Regions from separate parts of the Mus musculus genome. Here region 1 is linked to region 2. A link is a loop called in an ENCODE intact Hi-C map of the cell type or tissue named here. Cell type or tissue: gastrocnemius. All regions are shown on one strand. Each heading gives the region's core, and the rest is flanking DNA. Links, peaks and the distances in the headings are about the cores only. Region 1 holds the start of Krtcap2 (keratinocyte associated protein 2). Region 2 holds the start of Gm34014 (a long non-coding RNA gene).

Evidence for each region. A loop is a pair of places that touch in the nucleus more often than their neighbours do. Peaks named below come from ENCODE experiments on the same cell type or tissue, not always from the same donor. Only the 100,000 strongest peaks of a DNase experiment are listed, where the experiment ranks them.
Region 1: it touches region 2 in a loop (4-fold over the local background); 24 of 42 quality-filtered maps call a loop at or near these places.

What each region holds. Positions count from the first base shown.
Region 1 is chr3:89,244,742-89,260,347 of GRCm38, reverse strand. Krtcap2 (keratinocyte associated protein 2) reads right to left here and starts at 13,910. Exons shown (of 5, transcript NM_025327.3): 1 at 13,833-13,910; 2 at 13,416-13,570; 3 at 13,220-13,283; 4 at 11,208-11,274; 5 at 10,619-10,777. The coding sequence starts at 13,836. The coding sequence ends at 10,657. Trim46 (tripartite motif-containing 46) reads left to right here and starts at 14,451. Exons shown (of 10, transcript NM_183037.2): 1 at 14,451-14,633. The coding sequence starts at 14,571. It also overlaps a transcript of Dpm3 not described here. In gastrocnemius, for the core only: a CTCF peak has its summit at 9,784; DNase peaks (open chromatin) are centred at 8,869 and 9,768; H3K4me3 peaks cover 1,700 bases; H3K27ac peaks cover 2,738 bases.
Region 2 is chr3:89,300,301-89,315,906 of GRCm38, reverse strand. It overlaps Gm34014 (a long non-coding RNA gene), which reads right to left and starts at 12,867. Exons shown (of 3, transcript XR_867453.3): 1 at 12,607-12,867; 2 at 4,916-5,044; 3 at 2,006-2,602. Efna3 (ephrin A3) reads left to right here. Exons shown (of 5, transcript NM_010108.2): 4 at 22-99; 5 at 340-2,008. The coding sequence ends at 470. It overlaps Gm33845 (a long non-coding RNA gene), which reads left to right and starts at 12,927. Exons shown (of 4, transcript XR_375824.3): 1 at 12,927-13,085. In gastrocnemius, for the core only: a CTCF peak has its summit at 7,630 (motif pointing right); a DNase peak (open chromatin) is centred at 7,602.

The sequences.
Region 1 (15,606 bases), core at 4,883-12,882, 57 kb after region 2:
CCTCTGGGACAAACATTCTCTCCCCCCCCCCCCCACTTGCTGCCTTCCCCTTCTCCTTCCTCCTCTATCTCTAATCTTTGCCTCTTATTCCCCCCACCCTTTGTCCCTCTGGGGCAGTTTATCACCATGGTGCTGAGAATGTTGCTTTGGGCGCCCTGAGCCAGTAGGAGGTCCTTTTCACCTGTACATTTTTAAGTAAATACAGGACCCAGATGTGATGACTCGGGCTTGTAATCTCAGCTTTTGGAAAGGTGAAGCAAGAGGAAGGCAGGTCTCTGTAAATTCAAGGCCAGCCTGGTCTACATATCAAGTTCTAGAACACCTGGGCTACACAGAAAAACCCTGACTGGGAAGACAAAAGAGGAGGAGGAGGAGGAGGAGGAGGAGGAGGAGGAGGAGGAGGAGGAGGAGGAGGAGGAGGAGGAGGGAGAGGGAGAGGGAGAGGGAGAAGGAGAGGAGGAAGAGGAGGAGGAGGAGGGAGAGGAGGAAGAGGAGGAGGAGGAGGAGGAAGAGGAGGAGGAGGAGGAGGAGGAGTAACCGCAACTGCAATAACAACAACTATGTGGAGGCTGGAGAATTGGCTCAGCAGTTAAGAGCACATATTGCCAGCGGACCTGGATTCAATTCCCAACACTTACATGGTGGCTCACAACCATCATTAACTCCAGTTCCAGGGGATTTGCCCACGGTACACAGTCATACGTGCAGTCAAAACACCCATCCACATAGTAAAGATAGTATCCGCTAAACACTTACCAAGAACCCACACTGCCTTCACCGACCTTTCACTGTTCAGAACTGTCTGAGAGAAATTCCTTCTGCTTGTGGTTGCTGGCACTTTCTACCTTTCTAGCTTAGGTTTCAGAAGGAAACAAAGTCTAATCCTGAGGGCTCCTTCTCCTAGCCACTGAAGAGTGAGGAAGGTTTCCTGTTAGCCAGAACACAGAGAAGCAAGGTTGGATTGCTGAGGAGGAGATGCTCAGGGATGCCCAGGAACCCGACTCGACTCTGGCAAGATGAGTAAGAGCTGTCTAGGTCGGGAGGCAGCGTGCAGAGGCAGCTTGCAAAGCTGAGGAACAGCTTGAACAAAGGCTTGAAGGTGTGACAGATCATGCTGAGTAATTCTTGTGGCTGTCTCCAGAACGATCACGATCACGGGGTGGAAATGGCAGGAGAGGCTGGGAAAACTGGTCAGGACCAGGTGACTGTGGACCCCTGTAAAGCATTTGTGTTGTGCTAGGGAGCTGGAGAGATGGCTCAGTGGCTAAGAGATACATACTGCTCTTTTGAAGGACCTGAGTCCAGTTCCCAGCACTTACATCAGCTAGCTCACAATTGCTTATAACTCTAACCCACAGGATCTATAACCCTCTTCTGATCTTCACAGACAGCAGTGTACATACCATGCATTAATTTTTAAAAATCTATTTTTTTCCTGGTTTTTGGAGATGAGATCTCTCCATGTACTCCTGGCTGTCTTGGAGCTCTCTATGTAGACCAGGTTGGCCTCAAACTCATGGAGATCTGCCTGCCTTTGCCTTGGAGTGCTTAGATTAAAGGCATGTGCCTCCACACCCGGTTTAATAAAGAAGCAATTATTATAAAGCACTCCTGGCAGCAGGCAAGAGCACTTAGGACCTGAGTTTAGTTCCTGGCACCTCCACAGAGTTCACAACCATCTATAACTGCAGGGGATCTGATGGCCTCTTTTGTTCTCTGCAGGCACTAGGCACACACCTAGTGCACATACATTCAGGCACGCAAAGCACAGACATAAAAGCAAATAAGTCAAAAGGTATTGGTACAGGGCCGTACAGCTCAGTAGTAAAGCGCTTGCTTAGCATGCACAAATCCTAGGGTCAGCCACCAGCAGCTTGAGGAGATGAGTTTATGGTGAAGGTAAGGGCTTGGTCAGGGGTTCACCTACATACAGGTGCCCACGGGTGATTACTGAGTCCTTCAGGAGGGCTCCAGGTAGTCAGACTCTGTCCATCCCTGCCCTCGAGGTGAGGTCCCCACAGTTTCCTGGGGGTAACAACAGCCATACATATAATCAACAAAACACATACTGGGAAAATTACAGACAGGCTTTCCTGGGAAATGACAAATCAAAGATGTCGTCCTGATTAGGGAAAGGGTTCAGGTGAATCAGGGTTCTCAGAGAAATTGCCCTAAAGCATCCAGACAGGAAACGATGGCAGCCTTAGGGAGGAAGGACCCAGAAATAGAGCTGAGCAGTTGGCAGAAACATGGGGCTCATCTGAGTTCAGTGTTTTCAAACTGCCTCAAGGCAGAAGCTGTTTCCCCGAAGAGCCCAGCGTGCTGTGGTATGCTACTGGTGGCTGTCCTGACAGCCTGTCATAAACACCAGTGGGGTCTTTGCAAATGCCCACTGCCTGCACAGAGACAATCGGCAGGAGGCAATAAAGGAATGAGGTTCGACACAACGTAGCACAGCGCTGGTTCAAACTTGGAAGGTCTGACACCAGGCAGTTTATTTTAGACTAAACATGTCTAAATGTACAGTTTGGGGAAAAAGTTTCCTGGTAACAATTATCTCAATCCCGTGTGCACAGTGAGGCTTCAGGCGTGACTACACTGAAATACTTTTGCAAAGTACATATGACGTCTTCCATAAAGATGGGTTTGACAGCTTAAGGGCCTAGGGGAGAATCTCCTGTGTTCTCTGTCATACATCGAGCACAGCAGTCACCAAGCTATTAAGCACATGTAACATCTCCCCTAAGGATGGGTTCTGTTGACTAAGAAACAAAACTGAATATAAAGGTCTAGGGAGGGAGAGTCTGGGGGTTTGGTTGTACCCTGGCCCTAGAGACTGCACAGAACACCAGGCTACTAACTACAGGCACTCCCAGCCTTCTGTGTGGAAAACAGGTATAGCTCTCCTACACTGAGACAATCCTTCATGTTTGACATTCCTGGGTTTCCTATTGTTTATCTGTAGGCACAAGGACCCCCTGCCACCTAAAACACCTGTTAGCTAAGGAAGTACAATGTTGTCCCAGTCTCAGAGACTCGGGGAACTGAAGCCATAGGCTAGCCTGAGCTTGAGTCTGACCAGCCTAGACAACACAACACAGTGAGACTCTGCTGTAAGAAATGAGCAGCTCTGAGCAGAGTGTAGATCAGTGGTGGAGTATTTGCTTAGTATCCACAGGTTCTGGGTTCAAAGCTTCACTTCTGCAAAAAAGAAAAAATTGACTGAGGACTTACCTACTAAGCCGATCTATTAAGCAGACAAATCCCCTCCTTTCAATAAAGTGATACTGTAAGACAGAGACAAGCAGCAAACAAATATTTATTATATCAGGTAGAGAGAAACATCCATCACATAGAAGGCTGAGGCTAAGGGATGGTCACATGCTTGCGACCATCCTGGGCTAGGTCTCAAGCATCATGCCAGCTAGTACAATATAGCAGGATTGTACCCCAGGAAAGCTGAAAAAGGGCTGGGGAGGTAGCTCATCACGTCAAGGGGCTTGCTGTGAGTTTTATCCCTTGGCCCCACAGTTAGTCCTCTACTCTACAGTGCAGAAGGAGAGCACTGACTCCCACAGTTAGTCCTCTACTCTCCACAGGCATACCGGACAGAGCACACACAAATAAATACGTGTAATACAAAACAATATTCAAGGGGCTGGAGAGATAGCTCAGCAGTTAAGAGCACTGACTGCTCTTCCAGAGGTCCTGAGTTCTATTCCCAGAACCACATGATGGCTCACAACCATCTGTAATGGGATCAGATGCCCACTTCTGGTGTGCCTGAAGACAATGGCTGTGTACTCATATACATAAAAAAAAATGTTGAAGCTGGAGACCGGAGCCCATGGGAACAGCAACTGTGAGTGTTGACAGTGTGCTGCCTGCCAGTCCCAAGATTGTGTAGTGTCTCGCAGTCAGGCTAGCCTTTCCTTCCTTTTGTGAAAACAGCGCATGAGTCAGGGTTCTCCCACGAATCAGAGCCAGTGGCAGAGAGAAGGGGCCTGGTAGACTGACTTTTAAAGAATTGGCTCAGCAGTCATGGAATCAGCCAAGTCCAGAGCCTGACGGGTGGGTCAGCAGGCCAAGGCCCAGGAAAGTTCCAGTATTTCAGCTCAAGTCCAGAGGCTGTGTTCCTGCTCAGCTCCCTCCCACTAAGGGACAGCCATGTCTTGTTCTAACTATCTGACCTTCAGCTGTTCAGATGATGCTGATCCACAACAGAAACTTGCTGGGCAGTGTTAGCGCACGCCTTTGATCCCAGCACTTGGGAGGCAGAGGCAGGCAGATTTCTGAGTTCGAGGCCAGCCTGGTCTACAGAGTAAGTTCTAGGACAGCCAGGGATACACAGAGAAACCCTGTCTCAAAAAACAAACAAACAAACAAACAAACAAAATCTACCAATCTAATTTTTTTTCAAGCTGGGATTGAATCCTGGATTTCTTGTGTGCTAGGTAAGTGACCTCCACTGGCCTCCTTCACTTTTTCCTTTTTCTGTGTGTGTGTGTGTGTGTGTGTGTGTGTGTGTAGATAGTGATGTCAAGAATTGTACTTGATAGGCTCACAACCAAAAATATAAGAGTTCGGTTCCCAGCACCCACAGCTGTTTCTCCAGCCACCTTTTTTGGCTTAACCACACAACACACACACACACACACACACACACACACACACACACACACACACCACACTCTGAGTGAGCACGCAAAATTAAAAAGTAATAGTTAAAAAAAGAAAAGAAATAAAAACTAAATAAAAAAATAAAAAATAAAAAGAATTATAATTGGGGCTGTAGAGATGGCTCAGCAGTTAAGAGCACCAACTGTTCTTCCAGAGGTCCTGAGTTCAATTCCCAGCAACCACATGGTGGTTCACAACCATCGGTAATGGGATCTGTCTGATGCCCTCTTCTGGTGTGTGAAGAGAGCTACAGTGTACTCAAATATATGAAATAAATAAAATCTTTGAAAAAAAAGAGAGGGAGAGAGAGAGAATCATACTTAATCGCTCTTCCACCATATTCCTTGAGGCAGCATCACTCATGCAAACCCGGAGCTCACTCACTCACTCACAGGGCTAGTCTTGCCCGCCACCCAGCTTGTTCTAGGAACCTCCTGTCTCCACCCACTAAGCCTGAAATCACAGATAGGCTACCACACCCATCTGGCAGTCTATATAGAACCTGAGAATCTGAACCCAGTTGATAACTGAGTACAAGCGCTTCAGCCACTAAGCCATCTCTCAGCACCCTGCCCCGCCCCCTTTAAGATAAATTAATCTCATCTAAAACTCAGTGTTAAAGTACTCATCTACCATGGTGAGACCTTAGTACCTGCCCCACCCCAAAAGGTGTCATCATCATATAAGATACTCCTCAGCCGAGCCTGGTAGTGCACACCATAATCCCAGCACTCAAGAGGCAGAGGCAGGTGAATTTCTGAGTTCAAGGCCAGTCTGGTCTACAGAGCAAGTTCCAGGACAGCCAGGGATGCACAGAGAAACCTTGTCTTGAAAAAACAAAAACAAAAACAAAAACAAAAACAAAAACAAAAACAAAAACAAAAGACAAAATAAAAAGGGAAGAAAAGAATAAAAACAAACGTTTCTTAAATATATGACTTCCCTCAGGATTTAGATTTAATTCAAACCTTTTTTTTTTAAGATTTATTTATTAATATATGTAAGTACACTGTAGCTGTCTTCAGACACTCCAGAAGAGGGAGTCAGATCTTGTTGCGGATGGTTGTGAGTCACCATGTGGCTGCTGGGATTTGAACTCTGGACCTTCGGAAGAGCAGTCGGGTGCTCTTACCCACTGAGCCATCTCACCAGCCCCTCAAACCTTTTTTATTATTCAATTCATTTTACAGTCAAGGAGTCTAAAGTGTGGAGAAACCACTCAATCTGCTCCTGTCACTCAATCTGCCTCTGTCACTCACCTGCTCAGTGTCAGAGTTCAAACTACACCTCTGAGCTGTCTAATTCAAGGTGCATCTCTTGGAGCTAGGATGTAGCTCAGTGAATGGATCTTGTGCTACTGTGCAGAAAGCCCTGGATCTATACCTGGTTCCAAATAACGTTAGGCCTGGTGGTTCAGACCTGCAGTCCCAATACTGGAAAGGTGAAGGTAAGAGGACCAGAAACTGGTTATCTTTAGCAACACAAGGAATTCAAGGCTAGCCTGGAATACATGAGACTTTGTATCAAAAAGCAACCAGGGCTGGAAAAAAACGGCACAACTCAGGTTGAAAGCACTTATTGCTCTTACAGAGGACCTGGGTTATGTTCCCAGTGCCCACAGAATAGTTCACAACCATCTGTAATTCTAGTTCTAGAGGATTCAGTGTTCTCTTACGACCTCTGCAGGCACCAGGCACACAGACAGTGTACATAAATATACAGAGGCAAACACTTGAGCACATTAAAATAAGCAGCAATAACAAACGTAAGGAACGTCTTTTTCAGCCAGGCATGTTGGCGCATGCCTTTAATCCCAGCAGTTGGGAGGCAGAGGCAGGCAGATTTCTAGAGTTCAAGGCCAGCCTGGTCTACAAAATGAGTTCCAGGACAGCCAAGGCTACGGAGAAACCCTGTCTCGAAACACCTTCCCCCCCCCCCCAAAAAAGAAGTGTCTCTTTTCCACTGTCTCCCAGTGCCTACAAACCTAAAGTTGGTCTGGGGCACAGTCTAGAGACAGGGCTGGAAGGGGTGGGTCCCTGCACCTTGCGCTTACTAGCCTCACCCCTAGTCTCCCCACACAGGTGGATGCACACACCCAAGCCCCAGAAATCCTTTCAAAGTGCTTGAGGGCAGTGCTCAGGGCAGTTTACCTAGACACAGAGAATACAGCCCTTCTCTGCTGAGCCTGGGTCAGTATTTTTGCTCTCCAGTTCCCCTAAGTTCCCCTGACCTCTGCCTCTTGCCCTGGAGGCCCCCTCTGCTTTTCTTTCCCGGCTTTCTCAAGGTGTGAGACATTCTCTGGGAGCCTTGAGGTTCCCTCCTCACAGTAAGGAAACCCATTTGGCTTAGACTTTATTGCTTCGGGGGTGTGGTGGGGTGGGGTGGTGGTGGTGGTGATGGCTCTAATTTAAAGTTTCTGGTGTTGTCCCCCAGTGTAGCTGGAGTCAGATCCTCTAGGAAAACAGGAATTGGCCATAAAAAAAAGATTGAACTTTTACTTTTGAGTTTTCAAATATACATAACACAGAATAGCCCAGCAAATCCCGTGTGCCCGTTGCCACAGACCTTGAAGGGACATAATAGAATCTTAGTTTATCATCAGAATTTCTGAGTCCTATACAGACTGTGTGGCTAGCACACTTGCCACACCATGCTAACTAACTGTTCATGTTGGGCTGGGGAAGATGGGTCAGTGGAGAAAGGGCCAGGTGAGGACAGGAGTTCATATCCCAAAAATCCAGGTGGCCGTGGCAACCTCCTGTAGTCCCAGCACCCAGGAGGCAGAGACAAGGGCGTCCCAGGACACGCTGGCTACCTTGACTAACTGGAGTCTGTGAGCTCCAGATTCAGTGATGCTACCTCAATAAATAAGGAGAGGCTGGGGAAGACACTAGACTTTAACTTTGGACCTCCAACTTTGCATGCCTATGTGTGCCTATCCACCCATTTGTGTGCTTGTGAATATGCATACATGTGAGGACACCACACACACTCTACATGTGCAAGAAAAATAATTTGTTAAATAGACGCATGCCTGTTTTTTTTTCTGAGTGTCGCTGGAACCTCTATAGATCTAGGGACCTGGACCTCTCTCCAGTTGGCAAAGGATCTGAATCCCGGGAAGGAACTGCTGAGACCTGTGGGGCCCAGGATTCCCACCTGGCACGGGCCTGAAGAGCCTGAAGAGCGCTGAAGAGCCTAGCTGGGTGTGGCTGCCCCTTGGAGCCTAAGGGAAAGCTTTGAAGTCTTCACTCCCAGTAGCTGACCTAAAGCTGTTTGCTATAGGTATTTGAGAACGCCTAACTCTATAGCCAATTAGGGGCTTCTCCCTGTGCCTCTGCAGGAACTCAACCAAGCAGCATCTATGGTACAGCTTGTATATGCACATCTGGCTCTCAGCCCTAGAAGGGGTGGACTGAGGAGCCAGATCCTGGCTCTGGCCCTTGAGCCCCCAGGAACTTCCATTTTCCTGGAAGGGAAGCCAAGAAATGTACCTATAGGGGACAATTAAGTGCCCCGGCTGTCTGCCTTAGGGCTCTGAGCATTGTTTGCTTAGGAGGTAGCACTATTTGTAACCTGTCAAGGACTGTAGACTCCAGCAGTCCCCCAAAGAAGGCAGGGCTGCCAACTTCCCATTCTACCAAGGTTCCCACAGAGCCCACCACCCAGTGCCTTCACAATAGATTTCAGTGTATCCTTCTCACAGAACCCTTTCCTTTGTGCCTCTGTCTCTGTGTCTCTCAGCTTCTCTGTCTCTATGGGTCTCTGCCTCTCTCTTGTTTCCCAACATCCTTCCCCAGGCCCTGGGGAGCAGAGCTGTGGAGGCAGGGGGCAGTGGGAACAGGACAGTGTCCGGTTCTCACCAAGGACAATAAGGGCCGGAAAGGGCTGGAGCCAAGGGCTGGCGCAGACTAGCCCTCCCGCCTGCCCTGGGCGCCCCCAGGTCCCGCCCTGTCCCATTGGTATGCCCTAAATGCCAGGCACTCTTCATGCTTGTGCCTGTCCCGGGGAGGGAGGCCAATCTAGTCCACTTGCCTCAGTCTCAGTGTCCCACTGCCTTCTTGAAGGGTGGTATCACCTTTGACTCCAAGGAGCATGTCAGGTCAGGGGCCAGAAGCCTCAGGCCAGACTACAGCGACTCCGCCCACGTATTATTTACTCCTGTTTCCGGAGTTGGGGGCGGGTGCCTGTGGGTGTCGCTGCCACGTGTGAGTGAACAGGAGGAAACATCTGCCTCCCTCTGTCCTCCGGGGAGTGGGGGTGGGGAGATGCCCCGCTCTCCCATAGGTCTTCTGCCACCCGGCTGGAGCAGTCCCAGGAACCCCAAATTCCTTTGTCTTTTTCACCTTCAGGTCTTGGAAGGCACCATATCCTCGGGTCCCTTTACCTAATGATGGTGATTAGAGACTGTGATATCTCTGTCAGGGTTAATTGGCAGGTCAGGTGTGTATAGCCTACAACTAGACACCACAGATAGGCTGAGTGTAAAGCTGCTATTGGCGCCGACCTGCCTTGTAAATCCACCCATTCCTGAGGGATGGGTCATTATTCCTGAGGCACATACTGCCCCTGGTCCTACACAGTAGGTGACATTGATTCCTTAGCACTGCTGGGTCACCTCTGATCTTCCCCTCACATACCTAAACCTTAGAAGTGGTATTTGTTATCTGCCTGACTCCACCCAAGCCTTCTGAAAGCCTCTGACCCTCAGGAGGCCATATCCCAGGGCTATGTGTGTCCTACCCAGTGCTCCCACTCCAGGCAAGGAGAAAATCAAGGTCTGACTTAGACCTTCCCATAGACCCAGGACCTGTTTTGGACACCCTCCATCCCTCCTTCAGAGCGCTCTACACGCCACACTTCAACCTCACTAGATGAGCTTTCAACTGCCAGGCTCAGAAAGACTCTGTGATCTCTACTGAAAATTCTGTCCAACTCCTAGCCCAGGAACAGGAAGTGATGCTTCTAGCTTTCCAGTACGGTGCCTGGCCCCTTGAGTTCCCTAGATTGGCTTCCAAAGAATTAGAGCACTGCCTAGTCCTTTAGGACCAATATGCAGGTAGAGGTCGGCCTGAGTATCCAGGATCGATGGGCTCACAGCGCCCTCTGTCAGCACTTTATGCAAACTGTGCAGTTCCTCCTCCTGGGCCAGGTAAAGAGTGATTGACTGGGCAGTGTGGCCTCTTAATAATCCTTCACCAGACCTCCTTAGACGCTTGGCTTCATCTTTACTGAGCCTTATTCCCTAACCTTTAGGTGCCTCTAAATGTGTAGGATTTTGTCCTAGAAGGGTTGAAGGATAAGTTTTTTCATTCAACCAACCTACTTCCCACTCTCAGGCACTACTGAGTATACAAAAGTGACCAAAATGGGTGTTTCCTAAAGTTTGGAGCATCCACCGGGAGAGGGAGGTGGGGGGGGGAGGGGGCGGGAACCTTGCTGCTCTAAAGGACAAGCACCCTGGACAGAGAGCTGCTTCTCATGACAGCACAAAGCAGGGTCTGGGGCCACAGCCTCATTTCCATCAAGACTTGGCTGAGGCTGTGGGCTGGCTGCTCTTTGATCTAACCTGAAGAGACTTATGGATTTCTTAATATCTTGAAGACAAGATAAATGGGGGAGGGAAACAAGGTTGCCAGAGTGAAGAAGCAAGGGTCGGTGACCAACCCAGGGTCCTTACACGCACGCAATGTGCACCACCCCAACATATGTGCACATACCCCCCCCACACACACACACACACGCACACCAGTTAGGTTCTGAAAGGCAGGCCCTCCTGTATTATCTACTGTTTAACCTCTCTCCCCATAGGTTAAGACCCCGATCATTTTTGCGTTCTTCTCCCACAATGACTCTCTTGTCAGTGGAGGGCAAGGATGCTGCAGCACCTGCCCAGCTTGGGCACTGGCAGATGAGGTCAACTGTCACAGTTCACAGACACAGCTACAAAGACACAACTTTATTACTCATTCACAGTTAGTTTCTCTTCTTGCCCTTGCCAGTGATTTTGGCCGGTGTGAGAACTGGAGCTGTTGCCTGGTACAGAGTGGACGATATCTTGTTGATGTAGTACAGACCAACCATGGAGAAGATGAAGCTAGGGGGTGAAAATAAGTCATTAAACCAATAGGCATGTTGCTACTAGGGCAGACACCAGCGTCAGGTAAAGAATTCAGATTTAGGCCTGGGAAACTAAGGACAAAAAAAAGGGGTGGGGGTGGGGAGATGGCTCAGGGGTTAAGAGCACTGACTGCTCTTCCATAGGTCCCGAGTTCAAATCCCAGCAACCACATGGTGGCTCACAACCATCCGTAATGAGATCTGATGCCCTCTTCTGGTGTGTCTGAAGACAGCTACAGTGTAGTTACATATAATAAATAAAAAAAGCTTTGAAAAAAATAATGGGGGGGAGGGGACAGAGGAGGTGGCATATGGTGGGAAGGGAAGGGACTATTAACACCATAGGAAGATCTGGTCCCACAAGACATGGTGTTGTTGCACCGCTTGCCCAGCTGTCAGATACGTACCAAGTGGTGACACAAACTCGGTGGATGAGGCCGGAGGCAAAGAGCGCCAACAGCAAGCAGAGGAGAACTGGGGAGACAGGAAGAGGGTCAATCAGAAGGCGGTCAAAAGAGCAACGGAAAAGTAGGAGCAGTCTAGAACCCTGTGAGGAACCTGCTTGAAAACGTACGTCCTGCCTGGCATGGGGATATACACCTTTAACCCCAGCACTAGAGGCAGAGTCAGAGAGATCTCTGTGAGCTGGAGGTCAGCTTCCTCTACAGAGGGAGTTCCAGGACAGCCAGGGCTACACAGAGAAATCCTGACTAGAAAAACAACACAAACAAAATAGGTATGCCTTAATAAAAGCAGGGATTTCAAATGCCTTGTGCCTGAACACTTGTTCAGGACACCAAGGGAAGATATGAATGGCGTTTTGTTTGACTAGCTTGGCTCCACGTTTCATTTAACTTCCTGGTCCCCCAACCCCCGAACATACACAGAAGAAAGCGAAAACGCAGTGGTATATGCCTACACAGCAAGCCAGTCCGGAGGATAAGGCAGGAAGCATCACGTAAGCCCAGGAATCCAAGGGAGGGACAGCCTGGGCTACACAGTGGGAAGGCCAGCCTGGGCAACATAGTGAGATCCCGCCTCAAAAGTAAATCAATAAATAAAATGTTCTAGAAGGGCGGAAAGCAGGCGTGTTCCCATGACTTAGGAAAGAGGATTATGGCTTCTCTAAGAGGACAGGATACGGATGAGAGGGTGGAAGGGGCTAAGAGGTCCACTTGTCCAGCTGGAGCCAGAAAGGAAGGCAAAGAAGAGGATTTTTTTCTTCTCACTTCAAGACAGGTTTCACTGTGTAGCTCTGGCTGTCCTGGAACTTGCTCTGTAGATCGCGCTAGCCCTGAACTCACAGAGACCTGCCTCCCTCTGCCTCTAGTGCTAGGATTAAGAGCCTGTGCCATCACTGTCTGGCTGAAAGACAAGGTTTTTGCCTTCCAACAATTTCTTTCAGCATATAAGAAACACATGGGACAGAGTGGAAGAGACAGAAGCTCTGGGCATTGCTGGGCGGAAGCTCTGGAAACCTCCAACAGGGCCGTGAAGACAGCAACAATGGCGGGCTTCGGGGTTTCTGGGTGAGTCTTTCACGGGGCCACAACTGCTTGCTTTTCCCAGCATGTGGCTTTCCAAGTGGCTCGGTCCTGATGCCGACTTTGTTTTATGAGCCCTATTCTCCATCAGATCTCTATATGAACCATCTAACAAGAATTATCACACACAAAAACTGATCTATCAGGGCTGGAGATGTGCCTCCATTGGGAGAGAGATTGCCTAGCATGTTCAAGGACCTGGGCTTAATCGCCAGCACCTCATAAACTACATGAGGTAGTGCTAATCTCAGGACCTGGGAAGTGGAGGCAGGAAGATCAGCAAGTCAAGGGTTTAGTCATTCACAGCCACACAGGAAGTTCAAGGCCAGTGTGGGCTACAGAAGGGAGGAGAAGAAAGGAAGAGAGAAACAAGCGGATGCAGAGAAAGAGAGTGAGCTCTAGCGGTTATTCTCTATTCTCCTTCTGTCAGGGGTCCTGCTATTGGTAACATCCCAGTGAACACAGACTTCACAATCTCCTCCAGCAGCAGTCAATAGTGCGGGCTCAGTTCCACATCAGAATCCCTCAGTGGGCTTGGTTTTGCTTTCTTCTCTCACAGGGACAAAGAACACCTTCTCCTGGATGCCTATCAGACATCAGCCCAGGCTTGACTGTTCACTTGAAACCTGTCCTGAGAGCAGACCAGGTTGGCCTTTTTCTTTCTTTTCCTCTCCCTCCCCTCCCCTCCCCTCCCCCCTTTTTGTGCTTCTCTTCCAGCTCCAATAAAATGCTTAATCTGAAAGCATCTTCTGTCTTCAAGATTGTGTTAAGCAAATGTATTTCTCCTTTATCATCTAAGCACAGGGAAATTCGGCATCATGTTTGGGAGAGGTTTAAAAAAAAAAGAGTCCAGTTAACTATTGAGTTTCACTTACTCTCAGGGAAGATTTTTGCTTGGAAGCCTTTACCAAAGACCAGATTCTCCAGATTATTGAAGGCCTGGGTGATGTAATTAAGGAGAAACTCACGCAACAAGATAGGAAGTAGAGGGACTGCAAAGCCCTTGCCACCCACTCCCGCCCATGTTCTGTTCATACACCCCCGCCTCCCCTTCCAGCGCGAGGAAGATACAGTCAGGGAGAAGACGAAAAGGCCGGAGCCCAGCAGGCCCCCCTGAATGGTGAGCCACTCGGTGGAGGCCAGCTGGCGGCTGTAGATCTGCATGCCAGCGAAGAGCAGCAGGGACAGGAGGGAGGACAGCGCCAAGGAGGTCCCGGTACCGACTACTATAAATGAGAAAAAGAGTCAGGCTAAGATTCAGGCAGATTCACTCCGGAGCTTGGCTCACCAACCACTTCCAAGTGACCCAGCCCCCACCCCACAGCGACCTCCAGGAACCACCCGGCCCTGCACACCCAAGTTCCCGCCTGTCCGGAGGAAATGCTAGTTCCCAGGACACGTCAGCTTTACCGAGGCTACGGAGAAAAGAGGACCACCCCAACGCCCACTCCCGCTAGAGCAGCCCGGGCATCCCGCCGGTGCGGTTACCCATCACGCCCCGTCCGTGGTCCAATCCGTGTCCCTGGAGAAAGAGGGGAGCCAAAGCCGGCGCGGTTGTCTGTACGCAGGCGTCGGGGCCAACGTGGACTTGCTTTACTTCTTCCTCTACGCGCCTTGGGTGCAGCGCCCTCTTGTGGCAAGGAGGAAATAATGCTTCTAAGAGCATTCTAGGCCACCGCCCTGCTTGGTCTCCAGCCTTCTGTAGCCAAGGCATCTGCTGTCTCTCTGGACAAGCTGCACTCATCTTTCAGTCATGATCCCATGGCCTAGAGTCACCTGTGCCTTCATTGCTATTCATGTCATCTCCCGTACAACTTCCTCAGACCTCCCTGACCCACTATAATTGCCTCAACAACTCCCGAAGATATGTGCCACCCAAGATGTAGCACCGTCCACCTGGAGTTGTTCTTCTGAAACGAGCTTCGTGCTTTATGTGAGTAGTATGACCAGGAATCGATGCAAGCTTCTAATAGGAGGAATGGTTCCTACCTCAAATACCCTCCATGTTACCCACCCCCTAGACCGCCTTTGGAGAACCACGTGGGAAGAACTATTTCCCACCCCCTACCTCGACGGACGCAGTTCGAAGCTAGTCCCTGGAGCATGCGCAGTGACATCTCACCCTCCCCACCCCTCCCTTCACCCCACCCGGCTCCTGCATTAAGCCCCGGGTTCGCAGCAGCAGCCAGGATCGGGCACCCGGGGGCGGGCGGGCACAGTAGGGCCATGGCTGAGGGTGAGGATATGCAGACCTTCACTTCCATCATGGATGCACTAGTCCGCATCAGTGTGAGTTAAGGTGGGGTCAAGGGGAAGGGAGGGGATGTAAAGGGTCGGGGCAAGCCAGACCCTTGAACAGGTGGGGGTCCAGGAAGAATATGGATTATAGAGAAGGGATTAGTTAAGACAGAAATGACTGGGAGGGCGGAGACGCAAGTGTGGAGGGATCCTGGGGACAGCCGAGTGGTGAGACTCCCGTTTGCTGGGGTGTAGGCAGCGAGAAGCTGCCCGGACCCAGCGGGTAGGCTTGGGGTAGCTGCCAGGCGTGCACCAGGGCTATGAGAAGGGGCATGTGTGAGCTTGGATGTTTTCCAAGAAACTGAGGACAGGTGTGGCGGGGGGTGGGGTGGGGTGATGAAAAAACCGCTCCTGGGTGCAGTTCCCAATTTGGACCCCTCCCGACCACCCCCCCTACCGCCCCCAACCCCCCCCCCCGCTAGCTGCCGTGCAGCCTCCCGTTGCCATGGTAACCCGTGCCCGTCTCTCCCAGAGGCGGTGCCAACCCTGCTCCCCCCCACCACTTCCTTCCCCCTCCCTCCCTCTCCCTCCCTCCTTTGTGTCAGCTGCGCCCCTGACCGGGATGGCTGCGAAGAGAGGGACCAAGGTGAGGTGTGGGGGTGGGGAATAGCCAGAAGACCCCTCACCAAAAGGGGGAGGGATACTTCCGGTGGGGAGGGGGCAGGTAGGCGGGGCGCTCCTTCCTCCCCCACCCTAGATTGAGCAAAGGGTTGAAACAGGCCGAATTTCTCCACCAGACTGGGTCTGATAGCTCTAGTATAGAAGGCAAAGAGAGATGGGTTGATTTGGGGAGACTGGAAGAAATAGAATTGAAGAATGGAGGATGGGTGCTGGGGCGCCGGCCAGTGCCCAGCCGGTTCAGAGAGCTAGCGCACCCTGGCCGCGGGGAGCAGTCATGCGTCTAAGGGTTGCTAGAGAAAGGGGCGGGGGACAACACCCAGCTGTAGAATGGGTGGTGCCCTTG
Region 2 (15,606 bases), core at 3,901-11,900:
CACCCGCACCCCACCCCGCAGCATCGCACTCCGGGGAGAAGCCGGTCCCCACTCTCCCCCAGTTCACCATGGGCCCCAATGTGAAGATCAACGTGTTGGGTGAGTCTGCGCAGCGCCCTCTTGTGGCCACTGCTGGAATCGCAGCCCCCTTCCCAGTGCATGCTTCCCACCCACCCCCTCCCGCATGCCTTCCCATGGGACACGAGCCCTTCCGGCCCCTCCCCCGTGGGTGGTCACATCTCTGGCTCCACTGCTGCTGCTGCTGCCGCCGCCGCCGCGTGCCCCCCGCCCCAGCGCACAGCACAGCCCTTACCAGTTTGCCTATTTATCTTTCCACAGAAGACTTTGAGGGAGAGAATCCCCAGGTGCCCAAGCTTGAGAAGAGCATCAGTGGGACCAGCCCCAAGCGGGAACACCTGCCTCTGGCCGTGGGCATCGCCTTCTTCCTCATGACGCTCTTGGCCTCCTAGCTCTGCCCCTTCCTATGACAGAGAGAGGTGGGAAGGGCTGAGAAGGAGCAGGGAGCTTGCTGTGGGGCCTACATCCTTCTTCCCATGGTTGGGAGCGGGGTCTGCACTGTACATCTCTCTGGGCCTGCCCTCTTTGCCCACACACTCTCTAGGACAGGCACCGTAGTGGATCAGGCACAGGGACAGCCACAGGTCCCAGGTGGCCTGTGGCTTTGGTAATGTTTGGTACCAAACCTGGGGGCTATAAAGGCAGTGCTCAGGACTCCCTGGCCCCTGGTACCTTTCCCTGACCCTTGGTGCCCTCCCTCTTTGTCCCCCAAGAGGCAAATATGCCCCAGAGAGAACAAACGAAGCATGGGAGGTGCCCCCTGTCCTCTCCTCTGGGGCAGAACATGGGGAGGGGACTAGGTGGGTGAGGGGTGGAGCCTCAGGCTGCCCCTCCCCCTGTTTACAGCAATAAGCATGTCCTCTCCCTCCACTCCCACATAGAGGACTGTGGTTTGGATTGAATCCAAGTTTACAAATAGACACCCCTGGGGGGGAGCAGGCAGTGGACAGGGGTGGGCATCGGGGTGCCAGACAGGCATGTACAGACTCTATATCTCTATATATAATGTACAGACAGACAGAGTCCCTTCCCCTTCTTAACCTTGACCTTTCTCGACTTCCCCTTCCAGACTCAGACCCCTTCCCCTACCAGGTTAGGCCCCCCTTGGGACCCCCCTGGCCCCTCTTTTGTCTTCTGTGAAGACAGGACCTATGCAACGCACAGACACTTTTGGAGACCGTAACAACAATGCCCCCTCCCTTCCAGCCCTGAGCCGGGAACCAACTCCCAGGACCTTGCCCTGCCCACCCTAAGTGGTCCCCACCCATCCTGGGCCTTTTTCAAGTGCTTTGGCTGTGACTTTCATACTCTGCTCTTAGTCTAAAAAAAATAAACTGGAGATAAAAATACCTGAGTGTGTGTGGTTTCAAGGGGCCACGTCCCTCTGTTTCACTGGCTGAACCAATCCTGTGGGGCTCAAGGCCCGGGTGAGCAGGCATTCTAGGTTAGAGGCCACAGAGTGGAGAGAGGGACAGAGCTTCAAGTTGAGCCCGGGTGACTTTGGGCAGGTTCCTTAACCTTTCTAGGCTCCGGCTTCCCACAGGGAAAGTGGTGTGAGTACCCGCTTCCCAGGCCCTGTGTACCCGAGTTAAGGCTCAGGCTGGTGCGCTCTATGCTGTAGTCAGAAGCTTTTGGCTGGGTCCAGGGATTTCAGGGGATTTGTGATCCTAGATAGGAAAAAAAAAGTTACATGGTTATTTTCACTCACCTGTGACAAGTTTAACATTCCCTTTCTGTACTTGGGCAACAGGCCACAGCAGCATAAAGAGTACGTGTGACTTTGTAGCCAACAGAAATCCCAGATGTTTTCAGACCTGCTTTATATCTCAGAATATCATTTATGTGTCACTACTTTGAAATGATCATAGTTGTTAGACTTTACTTGTTTTTAACATGTTAATAAAGAAACATATATATTACATACCAAAAATGTAAATGTCTCTTAACTGTGTTTCAATAATGACACTTTGAGGTTTTATTCATTTGAAAATGTGCACCCTGTTGGGGCCTGGGCTCCACATAACCACAGCATCGTGTCAAGAGAGCAGAAAGGACAGGTCATGTGTGAGACCATCATAGAAGCTGCTCAGGATACAGGGAGGTGACTTTCTCACAGCCCAAGGGACCTTACCCTACCCTTCTTCTCTTATTGGCACCAAGGACAGGCTAGATCCTAGGTAAACATCTCTCCTATGTGGCTGTCTGTTGCACTGTGACAGCAGTAGCCAAGTATGGTGGTACATACCTGTAGTCTGAGCACTCAGTGGAGCTGAGGCAGGAGGACTGCTGCAAGTTCAAGGACAGACTAGACTCCTGAGTGCGACCCTATCTGAGAGTGTGCAGTTTCTTGGTAAGTTTTCGATATCACCTAGCAGATGCTTGGAGTGGAGGACAAGCAGGGAAAGAACCCAGGGCAGATGGTGGACCAGTGTGACACACTACTGTACCAAAAGACAGGAAAGGCAGGCTCCAGTTTTCCATGCTCACAGTCGATACTCAAGGAACACCTGCCAAGAGCCAGGTTCTGGTGGGACAGAGAAGACATTGTCTGTACTTTCAGACACGATGATTTCCAGGTGTGGGCTGTACACCCGTAATCCTGCTGCTTGGGAGACTGAGGTAAGAAGACAGAGTTCAAGGATAGTGTGGGCTACATGTGCTTTGTCAAAACACGACCCGGGCCAGGATGGCTCCACGGCAAATCACTTGTGAAGGTCTGATGACTTGCATTTGATGACAGAAGCCGCATAAAGGCAGGAGAGAGATGTCAGATGGTGTCCTCTGTTTCTACTTATACTCAAGTGAGCGTGTGTGTGTGTGTGTGTGTGTGTGTGTGTGTGTGTGTGTGTGCACAAACAACTGTTAAAGCTCCTGTGCTGGCTAGCATTATGTCAGCTTGACACAAGCTGTTGTCATCTGAGAGGAAGGAACAACAACTGAGAATATGCCTCCATAAGATCCAGCTGTAGGCAAGCCTGTAAGGCATTTTTTAAATTAGTGATTGGTGGAGGAGGGTCCAGCCCATTGTGAGTGGTGCCATGCCTGGGTTGGTAGTTTTGGGTTCTATAAGAAAGCAGGCTGCCCAAGTTGTGATGAGCAAGCCAGTAAGCAATACTCCTCCAAGGTCTCTGCATCAGCTCCTGCCTCCAGGTTCCTGCCCTGTTTGAGTTCCTGTCCCAACATCTTTCAATGATGGACTATGATGTGAAACCATAAACCAAAATAAACCACCCTTTTCTCCCCAACTTGCCTTTGTTTGTTTGTTTGTTTGTTTGTTTCTGGAGTCAGTGTTTTTCTTCATAGCCTTGACTGTCCTAGAACTTGTTCTGTAGACCAGGCTGGCCTCAAACTCAGAGATCTACATGCCTCTGCCTCCCAAGTGCTGGGATTAAGGGCATGTGCCACCCAGATGTGTGTGTGTGTGTGTGTGTGGTACCAACTTGCTTTTTGATTATGGTGTTTCATTGCAATAATGACAACCCTAACTAAGACAGCTCCTACTTAATTCCATATCTCTTAGGGTGTGCTGGCTAGTTTTATGACAACTTGACACAAGCTGTAGTCATCAGAGAGGAGGGAACCTCAGCTGAAAAAAAATACCACCTTAAGATCAGGGTGTAGGGTATTTTCTCAATTAGTGATTGATGAGAAGAGGCAGCCCACTGTGGGTGGCACCATCCCTAGGCTGGTGGTCTTGGGATCTATAAGAAAGGAGGCTGAGCAAGCCATGATGAGAAAGCCAGTCAGTAGCACCCCTCTGTGGCAGCCTCTGCATCAGCTCCTGCCTCCAGGTTCTTGCCCTGTTTAAGTTCCTGCCCTGACTTCTTCAGTGATAGACTATATACGACATGGAAGCCAAGTAAATCCTTTCCTCACCACCTGGCTCCTCATCACGGCGTTTTATCACAGCAATGGTAACCCTAACCAGGACATGGTGTGTGATCAAGAATCAGTAATGCGCTGGGCCGTGGTGGCACAAGCCTTTAATCCCAGCACTTGGGAGACAGAGGCAGGCGGATTTCTGAGTTCGAGGCTAGCCTGCTCTACAAAGTGAGTTCCAGTACAGCCAGGGCTATACAGAGAAACCCTGTCTCGAAAACAACAACAACAACAACAACAACAACACAAAAACAAAACAAAATAATTCGTGAACACGTGTGTGTGTGTGTGTGCGCACACACACACACACACACACACACACACCACACGATGAGGAGCAGATGCAGTATAGCATGGTTAATTGCCAGGGGCAGTGGAAATAGCCGGGGAAATCCCATCTTTGCTTGGTCAGAGGAAGCCTGCTTCATGGAGGAAGTACACAATGCCAGCTAGCTCTCTTGTGGAGTACAGAAGGCCTTGCAGCGTGGACATCACCTGTGAGGGAACAGGGGTCAGGTGAAGACCCCTGAAATTTCTAGGCCAAGAAAGGCTGGTGAGGCATGGGGGTGCTTGTGGTTTCAAAATGTAGAATAGGTGTGTCCGTCACTGTTCTATTGCTGTGAAGAGAGGCCATGACCAAGGCAACTCTTATATAAGAAAGCATGTGGTAGCGACTTCCACTTTCACAGTCCATTATCATCATGGTGGGAAGCATGGCAGCGTGTAGGCATGGTACTGAAGAAGTGACTGAGAGCTATGTCCTAATGCTCTGGCAGAAAAGGGGAGAGAGACTGGGCCGGGAATGGACTTCTGAAACCTCAGAGACTACCCCTAGAGACTCACCTTCTCCAACAAGGCCACACCACTTAATCCTTCTAATCCTTTCAAACAATTCCACTCTCTGGTGATGAAACATTCAAATATATGAGTCTGTAGTAGACATTCTCATTCAACCTACCACAGTAGGGCTTAGCAAGAGAGTAAAGATCCTTCCACCAAGCCTGAAGACCTCAGGGTGATCCCTGAGAGCACATGGTAGCAGGAGAGAACTATGTTCTGCAAGTTGGCCTCTGACATCAGCAATACCCTGGACAAAATAAGTAAAAGAAAAAGTTGGGGTTTTTGTTGTTGTTGTTGTTGTTGTTTTGGTTTGGTTTTTCCCAAGACAGAGTTTCTTTGTGTAGACCTGGCTGTCTTGGAATTTGCTCTGTAGACCAGGCTGGCCTCGAACTCAGAGATCCAGCTGTGCTGGGATAAAAACTGTGCACCACCACTGCCCAGCAGAAAAACAAAATTTTAAACTCTAGAAATAGTCCAACTGTAAGGGGCCGTGGATTTGGGGATAGTGAAATAAATACATCTTTGTTTTCTCATCTCTGTGGCTTCTTAGACTTTGCTCACTACTGTAGTAACACACACGACTGTCTAATAAAATTATTTTTGTTGCTACTTCATAACTATAATTTTGCTACTGTTATTCATCATAATGTTAAGTATCTGTATTTTCCAAAGTTCTTAGGTGACCTGGGTGAAAGTGTCCTTTGACCCACAGGTTGAAAACAACTGGTCTAACATGTTGTATTGCTTGACTAGGGTTACACAGCCTGGCAAGTGGTAGGGCTGACAATCAAAGTGGGTCTCAAGAGCTAAGCTGTAGCCCAGTGGGAGAACACTCGCTTAGGATGCATGAGGTCCTGGGGTTGATTCTCAGCCTCACAAAACCAACAGAAACAAAGTGGGTTTGATTGTCTCCATGCTCTAATCATTGGCACCTGTATCAACACCTGGGACCTTTCCCATAAATCCACACTGCCCTTGACTGTGCTCATGGCTTTTTATTTCTTTGTCCTGTGATGAGAAAAAGTTCTGAAGACCCCAAGCCAGCATGAGGTGGGTCATCCAGACCCCCCCCCCTTTTTAAGATTTATTTTATGTATGTGTGTACACTGACACTGTCTTCAGACACACCAGAAGAGGACATCAAATCCCATTTCAGATGGCTGTGAGCCATCATGTGGTTGCTGGGAATTGAACTCAGGGCCTCTGGAAGAGCAGTCAGCGCTCTTAACCTCTGAGCCATCTCTCCAGCTCTAGACCCTTCTTTTGACAGATGGGACAGAGAGAGTAGTAACTCAGACACAAGCACTCAGGTGTCTAGGTCAGAGCCAGGACTAGAACTCTGTACACTGAGCCTTCATCTTCTCTTATGTCACACACAGTCCTCAGAGGGGAAAATGTCCGCAGTCAACAAGGAATGACAAGGAGGAGGTGCCACCCCTTCAAAGGTCCTTTCCAGTTCCCTGACCTTGAGCATGAACATTCCCCCTCTCAGTCAGGAACAGTTCTAGTTCATTTGTTTTGCTGTGACAAAAATAAAAACAAAAACAAAACAAAACAAAAAAAAAAAACCTCTAGTGAAAAAGCAACTTAGGAGAGAAGGGAGTTTACTTCAGTCTGTCACAGCAGAGGCGATACTGTGGCAGGAGGTTGAAGCCCCTGGTCACGTTACATCACCACCATGGTCAAGCACAGAGAAACCAAGTGTGAAGCCAGGAATGATGCTTCACACCTTTAATCCCAGCACTCAGGAGGCAGAGGCAGGTGGATCTCTGTGAGTTCGAGGCCAGCTTGGTCTAAACAGTGAGTTCCAGGACAGCCAGGGCTACACAGGGAAACTTTGTTTTAAAAGAAGAAAGAGAAGGAAAGAAAGTCAGGAACAAAGAAAGGAAAAGAAAAGAAAGAAGAGGGAAATCAAATGTCAGCGCTCTTGCTTGATTTTATTTTTTATTGTTTAGGACAAAGTCTCATTATATAGAGCAGGCTGGCCTCGAACTCACAGAGGTCCATGTGCCTTTGCCTCCAGAATGCTGAGGCTGAAGGTGTGCACCACCGGATTCAACTCTCTTAATTAGCTTTCTCCTATCTTGCACTGTTCAGGACCCCCTGCCTTGGAAATGCCACCCACAAAGAGCTGGGTGTTCCTACTTCAATTACTAGTCGTGACAGCCCCACACAGACAAGCCCCAAGGCCAACCTGATGGAGATAATACTTGATTAGGACTCTCTTCCCAGGGGACTCTAGGTTATGTCTATTTGGCAGCTAGAATTAAGCAGCACAGGGCATTGGTCTGCAGAAGCAGGAGCAGAACTGGGGACCCGGCTCAGCACTTAGATGAACACAGGCCAGGGCCATCCTGATGCTGCCCTAGGGCTTGGTCTTTGGCTGATTTTGATGTCCCTATCCTGAAGCACGGGAGCTCTGAGGTAAGGCATTACCAAGCCAAGGAGCTGTCTGCACAGTAGGAAAGCAGGCTCCTAATGGGCAATATCCTGAGAGGCTTCTTCCTCCTTCTTTAGCTTCATAGCAACAAGGACACCAAGAAGGGTCCCAAGTGAGTCTTGCCTATTCAGCACTGTCGCACCCCAAAACAAAGTTGGCCATGGGCTGTGAGGCTTGGTTCGAAGTAGCCATGTTCTCCCTTTTCTGCACGAGAGTACGCTCCAGCTCCGCCAGCGCCAGCGCCAGCGCCAGCCCCAGCCCCAGCGCCAGCTCCAGCCAGCTATGCTCAGGGCCAGGACAGGTTCAGGGCTCTTTGCAATCCAGGCCTGAGATCTGAGCCCTACTGATTTGGCTGGAGCCCGCTCAGCCTGAAGTTCTGCTTAATATCCACCAGGTGGCGGAGCATCTGGACTGAGGGGTCAGCCATGGTATGTGTAGAGCTTGAGATGTTGTTAAGGTTTTTTTCTTCTCCTCCTCCTCTTCCTCCTCCTCCTCCTCACCCCTCCTCCTTTTCCTCCTCCTTCCTTTTCTCCCTCATCCTCCTTCTCCCTCCTTCTTCTTTCTGCTCCTTCTCCTCCTTCTTCTGTTTGTGTTTTTGTTGTTGATGTTTGTTTGTTTTATTTTGGTTTTTCTTTGATGGTGGTAGTTGTTTGTTTGTCTGTTTTGAGACAAGGTAATCCAGGCTGTCCTAGAGTTGGCTATGTAGACCAGGCTGCTCTCTAACTCATAGAGATTCACCAGCCCTCCCAAAGCAGTATTAAGGTGTGTGCTACCAAACCTGTTTTTTGTTTGTGTGTTCGTTTATTTTTCATTGTTTTTTCTGTTTTCTTTTTTAAATTGAGACAGGCTTGTGAATTCCAGGATGACCTTGAACTTCCTACATTATGGAGGATGGTCTGGCCACCTGATCCTCCTGTCTCTACCTTCTAAGTGTTGTCATCATGGGAGTTACAGTGCCATGCCCACTTTTTATTTCTATTTATTTGTTTACCTATTTACATATTTATTCCCTGGCTGTCCTGGAACTCACTCTGTAGATCAGGCTGGCCTCGAACTCATATGCCTGCTCTGCCTCTTGAGTGCTAGGATTAAAGGCGTGCGCCACTACCACCCGACTCTTGCCCAGATTTTTGTTTGTTTGTTTAAAATATTTATTTATTTACTATATGTTAGTGTACTGACACTGTCCTCAGACACACCAGAAGAGAGCATCAGATCCCATTATAGATGGTTGTGAGCCACCATGTGGTTGCTGGGAATTGAACTCAGGACCTCTGGAAGAACAATCAGTGCTCTTAACCACTAAGCCATCTCTCAAGCCCCTTGCCCAGGTTTTAAAAAGTATTTATTTATATTTTAATTTTATGTGTATGAGTGTTCTAGCCCCATATGCTTATGTGACTCTGTGTGTGTGTGTGTGTGTGTGTGTGTGTTTGGTACCTATGGAAGTCAGAAGAGGATGCCAGATTACCTGAAACTGGAGTCAAGCCCAGGTCCTCTGCAAGAGCAGCAAATGCCCTTAACCACTGAGCCATCCTTCCAGTCCCAGCTTCCTCCCCCACCCCAGGGTATTGCACTACACTCCAGGCTGGAAGTGATTTGTCTGCATTAGTCTTGTGTGTGCTGGCATTACAGACACGTGCCACCACGCCTGGCTCTTTTATTATTGTTTATTTGGACAGAGTCTTATACTGTAGCCCACTGAGCCACTGCCCACCCCTGGTTTGGGAACAATTTGTGAACTATGAAAGGGTGAAGGAGTGTCAGCCATGGAAGAGCAGGGGTGGGCTTGGACTAGTCTACACTTGTCCAGTCTGGAGCTGCTCAGCCCCCGTATCTTGTGCATCCTCTCTCTCTCCTCTCTCTCTCTCTCTCTCTCTCTCTCTCTCTCTCTCTCTCTCTCACACACACACACACACACACACACACACACACATACACACTGCTTTTGTGGCAGCTGGAGAACCTCAGTTGAATGTGGTGGTGACATTTGAGGCATCTGAGATGGACACCAGGATGCCAGCTGGAACCAAGAGACAAGGACTGTGCCGTGAAGGAGCAGAAGGCATGGATGAAGATGGAGGTGAACCTGGTGGGGAATAGGAGCTGGCATGGAGAACATGGGTGGGAGATATAGGGACACTCTTAGCCCCAGGACAAAAGACTGGGAAAGTGTGGGACTGTCCCAAGGGAGGGCCAGACTTGCTGGAGCCTGGTCAACCAAAGACTCTTCAGGACCAGAGCAGCAGGGAAACCCAGGCTGTGGGCCTGCAACTTGATCAGGGAGTCCAGCTTCCTCTAGTCTCCCTTAGCTTGGCCAGTGGGGCAGATACGCCCCCTCCCCTGGAGGGTCAATACCAATCTCTAGGCCTTCTTAGCAGCATCTGGCCCCTGGTAATTGTAGGGTTGTCGAGCCTGGCTATAAAAGACTGGATAGGCCAGCACAGAAACCAGGGAGAACTAGGCTCGCCCAGCCCTGAGAGACTGGGGTTGTCCAGGGAACACTGCTTAATCCACATTCTAACTCATAACTGCACACTCCGGTTCACTCCTGTTCCCAGAATCTCACAACTGCCCAACCCCCACCCAGCCAAACTCGCTGTTCAGTGGGGAAAATGGGGCAACAACCCTGAAGGGGCCTTAGAAAGGAAAACATGGGCTTGTTTACACAGCTGAGGTGCAAGGGACCTCACACTATGCCAGAGGGACCAACTAGCTCAGATCCCCACAGACAGCCTCAGTCCCACAGACCACGGACATACCGCACACACAGGTGTGCATGCTCGAAGCACTTCCGACTGCAGCTTATACACACAAGGAAAGGGGTTTACAAGGTACCCAAGCCACACTTATATCCAGGGTCACACAGGCTGACACAGTTGCCATAAAAGTCAGCTGACAGTCCCAACAAAACAAACAGTGTGTGGTGCCAACAAGGGCAGTGGCCAAACAAACTGGGCAAAGTCAGGAGTCTGGGAAAGGGCAGAAAGGGCAGAGGGGTATTGGAGCTGTGTTCTCATTCCTGGGATCTGCAGGGCCCAGCCACAGCCACACACAAGACACAAAAGCAACTCAGGCATCTCTAGAGAGCAGGGCTCCCTGCTTCTACCCACATATTCAGAGACACAGCCCACGGCCAGCACCTTGATGCCCACAGACCTCCCTCCAGGGGCTGGAACACTCCTCCCACACACTGTTTTGCAGATGGAGAAGACAATGAAGGACTATCTGGAAGAATTTAGCCTGAGGTTAGAGAGACCTTTCTGCCCACACCACAGACAGGCTTACCCAGTTACACACAGAGGCACAAACGCACACACACATCCAGACTTTGAGCCTCAGGGAAGGGCCGGTGGAGACTGACAAGTGTCTGTCTCACCCACGTGGGGCCATGCCCATGTCTGTCTACCTGGGCCCCACACAAGCCCATAAGGAAAGAGCCTACACTACTTCCCGTGGCCAAGAAAGCTGATCCTGTACTCCTCTGTGCACTGGGGACAGACAGGTAGCTTCCAAGACTGAGAAAAAGGGAATGATCCCTAGAAAGGCCTCCACCATGGATCTTGAAAGTCTGCCTTATTCCCCGAGTGCCAGTTACCCACACAGCTTGATTGGAGCTGTGCCTTGGGTTTAGCTGAGCCTCCTGGTACAACCCTGTAAGCTCAGCACTTAGGAGCTGATAGGAGGGTGGATTGTTCAAGGGCAGCCTCAGCTATACAGAGAGGCCAACCTGGGGTACATGCAGTTCCCTCTCAAAAGAAACAAAACAATGCACAGCTTTGGACACGGGACCTGGATTAGGGTGACTGTGGGTTGTCAGAGGTGGCTTTGAGAAGGATCCGAGGCCTTGGGATGGTCGACAGCTTGCTAGGTGGTACTGGAAGGAAGAAGAGCAATGGAGGCCCACCCTTACTGCAGGGAGATGGAGCAGCCCAAACAAGCTGATCCAGAGGGCAGAGGCTGCTGCTTCATAGCGTCTACAGTCATAACAACAGTCCCAGGCAGAGCAGAGCACGCCCTTCTTACACAGAGTGCTTCTGTGAACAGCGGTCCTTGAGTGAGGTTACTCCTCACTCCCTAAGATGCCACATTGGCCCCACCCTGGCGGGAGCACCTTTCCCAGGGTTAAAGAAGCTGTGAGAATGGAGTCCCCTGGAGAGTCTCCCATGAATCTGTGACCCTTTGTCTGTCAGGCAGCCTGTCTGTTGGGGCCCACCTTCTCTGGGGCCACTGACAGCTGAGCCCTGACATCTAACAGTCTCTGAGATTCCAGGTCTAGGAAGAACAAGTGGGGGCAGGGGGATTGTGCCCCCCCCCTTGCTCCATCCTGCCTATAGCAGTCTGTCAATTTGGAAGCTCTTTTCCTTTCTTTTCCTTTCCTTCCTTTTCTCTTCTTCTTCTTCTTCTTCTTCTTCTTCTTCTTCTTCTTCAGATTTGTTTATTTTATGTATGTGAGTACATTGTCGCCGTCTTCAGACTCACCAGAAGAGGGCATCAAATTCCATTACAGATGGTTGTGAGCCACCATGTGGTTGCTGGGATTTGAACTCAGGACCTCTGGAACAGCAGTCAGTCTGGACCGCTGAGCCATCTCTCCAGCCCTGGAAGCACTTTCTTAAGAAGGAGAGGTGCTCTATCTGGAACACCAGTTTGGTGAAGACTCCGTGGACTTAGGGGCCCCACCCCGTTGCCTTGCCAAGTGGGCAGCTGGTGGCTCCCTGTGACCAGAGCGAGCTTCATTTCATTCCCTGTACTGGCGCATTTCAGCTTTGCTTAACATGTTCCCTTTAGGACAATGAAGGCATCCTCAGACCACATTCAGTCTTCAGATACTTCAGACCAAAGGCTCAGTCTATGCCCTGTCTCCCAACCCTTGCTTTCCCCGGCTGTCCACTATATCACATTAGATATAGTGGGCTTATTTGTACACAGCCCACTATATATAATGTGTACTGTGTGTGGAAGTGGATGCTTTGACTGCTTATATATCTGTACCCCACCCAAGTGCATGGTGCAGATGAAGTCCAGAAGCTGGGTCCCTTGGAACTAAAGTTACGGTTGGTAGTAAGTCAGTATCTAGGTGCCCGACCCAGGTCCTCCGCAAGCGCAGCCCCTGAGCCACGTCTCCAGCCCCCATCAACTGTTTTGTTTGTTTGTTTGTTTGTTTGTTTGTTCACAGCTGGTGTGATGCTGCACACCTTTAACCCCAGCATTTGTTTAACCCCAGCACTTGGGAGGCAGAGGCAGGTGGATCTCTGTGAGTGCAAAGGCCAGCCTGGTCTACAAAGCCAGTTCCAGGCCAGCCAGGGTTATAAAGTGAGATATTGTCTCAAAAATAAAATAAAATAAAGAAAGTATAAAGCACTTACAGGTTTACTGTTTGTTGAGCTTCTCTCGACCTCTGTGTGGATGGAGATTTCTATCAGCTGTCAATTTTCTTCTGCTTGAAGGATTTTTTTTAAGAAAACATATCTTACAGTGAAAGCCTGTCTCTGACTGACTGTTTCAGCCTTTAAACGTCTGAAATTGTCTTTCTTCACTTTCTATTCCAGAGGCACTGACACAGACTTCCAGCTCAGTTGTCTCTTGCGCCATAGGCTTCTGGAGAGGGGGTCAGCTCCTGTCTAGTCTTCACGCGGTGAGCTTGCTCCTAAGTTTTTCCTCTTTGCTGCTTCTCAGCAGCTACAAAGACAACCTAAGGAAGGCAGAACCAAAAAGCAGCAGTACTAAGTGCTGTAGCTTTGGTCGGGAGCAGCCAGCGGCCAGGGTGCTCAACCTGAGCAGTGCAACCTCTGTAAGCATTTATTGGCAGCCGTAGGACAGCAAGCGCGTCTACGCAAACAGAGGGGTGAGTACAAACTTTCAGTAGCCACGTTCCTTAGATTGACCCTACGACAGCCTTTAGACATTCCATTGCAGTGAATGAAAATAGAAATTATAGCTGGGTGGTGGTGGCAATCACCTTTAATCCCAGCACCTGGGAGGCAGAGGCAGGTGGATTTCTGAGTAGAGGCCAGCCTGGTCTACAGAGTGAGTTCCAGGACAGTCAGTGCTATACAGAGAAACCCTGTCTCAAAAAAACAAAAAAACAAAACAAAACAAAAAAAACAGGGTTTCTCTGTGTAGCCCTGGCTGTCCTGAAACTCGCTCTGTAGACCAGGCTGGCCTCTACTCAGAAATCCACCTGCCTCTGCCTCCCAAGTGCTGGGATTAAAGGTGTGCACCACCACGCCCGGCTTGAGAAACCCTGTTATTAAAGAAGAAGAAAAAGGAGAAGGAGGAGAAGGAGAAGAAGAGAAAACAAATCATAAGCAGGGTGTAGTGGCTTCTAGGAAGCCTGACACACACAAGCACGTGCGCGCGCGCACACACACACACACACACACACACGCCTATCCCCTCAACACACAATGTCCTGGAAGCTGGGCATGGTGGCTCACACAGCAATTAAATCATAAAGGCACGTGGAGCAGGAGTTCAGCCTTAACCTTGTCTCAAAACAAAACAGAAAACAAATTAGGGCCAGCAGGGCTCAGAGGGTAAAGGGACTTGCCTGACCCTGCGTTTGCTCCCTGGAACCCACATAGTGAAAGGAGAAAAGCAACTTTCACAGATTGTCCTCTGACTTCATACATGAGCTTGCAACCACACACACATATGCGGACAATAAATACATATTTTTAAAAATCAAAAGCCACTCCTCCTCAACCTGGCTTTGTAGCCATAATAATCAGTAAATTTATTGTAGTTCTGTTTTACGGTGTATATTTATGGGTGTATTGCCTGCATATCTGTCTGTGCATCCTGTATGTGCAGATTGCCCTGAGAGTCCAGATGAGGGCATGGGACTGGAATTACAGAGAGTTGTGAATTAACAGATGGGTGCTAGGAGCCAAAGCCAGAAGCCAGAAAAGGGTGTTGAATCCCCTGGAACTGGAGTTACAGATGATTGTGAACTATCATGTGGGTGCTAGGAATCAAAACCAGGTCCTTTGTAAGAACAGCAGGTGCTCTAACCACTGAGCTCTCTTTCCAGCCCCATGTATACTCTTTTGTACAGTGTATTGAGGTGGGAGGGGAGTAGAGACTGAGATAGGGGGATGAGTCCAGGGCCTCAAATACTCACATGTATCAGACCAACCCTTCTTACTTTTTGTTCTTTTGAGACAGCATCTTGGGCTGGAGAGATGGCTCAGCGGTTAAGAGCACTGACTGCTCTTCCAGAGGTTTTGAGTTCAATTCTCAGCAACTGTAATGGGATCTGATGCCCTCTTCTGGTGTGTCTGAAGATAGCTACAGTGTACTCACCATATATATAAAATAAATAAATAAAAATCTTAGAGAGAGAGAGAGAGAGAGAAAGAGAGAGAGAGGGGGAGGGAGAGACAGAGAGAGAGACAGCATCTTGTAGCTCAAGGTCGGTCTTAAATCCCTGATCAATCTGCCTCTGCCCCTCAAGTGCCAGGATCACAGGTGTGCATTGCTGTGCCCAACTTGAATATATATGTATGTGTATGTGTATGTGTGTGTATATGTGTGTGTATGTGTGTATATGTGTGTATATGTGTGTGTCTGTGTATATACATTATTTTCCTTCCCTTTCTTCTCACTAAACACTCTCTTATATCCCTCTATCTTAAAAAAATTAATAAACTTGGGGCTGGAGAGATAACATTAGTTGTTAAGAGCACTGGCTGTTCTTCCAGAAGAAAGGGGTTCAGTTCCTAGGACCCACATGGCAGCTCACAACTGTCTGTAACTCCTGCTCCAGGGGATCTGATACTCTCACATACCTAACAATTATTGATTGAATTACTGATTAAATAATCAATTATTGTTTGAATATGAGACATTAGGCATTTAATGTTTTTTAATGCTAGATTTTTTAAAATATTTATTAATTTTTATGTATGTGTGCTCTACCCGAATGTACACCATCATGCCAGAAGAGGGCAACAGATCACTGAATAGATGGTTGTGAGCTACCATGGGGTTGGTGAGAGTTGAACCCAAGACCTCTGGAAGAGCAGACAGTGCTCTTAACCGCTGAGCCATCTCTCCAGCCCTAATAGAAGACTTTTTAAAACATTTCTTTCAATACTTTTAAGCCTTCCTCAGAAACTTACATGAGTTTTTCAGGACAGAGAGACAAATGGTTTGCCTTTGGGGGATTGCAGGGTCTCATGTGAGCCTTGAACAGGCTGTGAGGCTGACCTTGAACTTGTGATCACTCTAATTGCACTTTCCCAGGTGTTTGCCACAACATCCAGGTGGATTGACCCTTCAAAGGTTCACTGCTAAGTGATATTTGGCAAAAGCAGAGCAGTCTTTGACCTAGGGCTAATCTAAAGAGGCAATATCATCCTGGA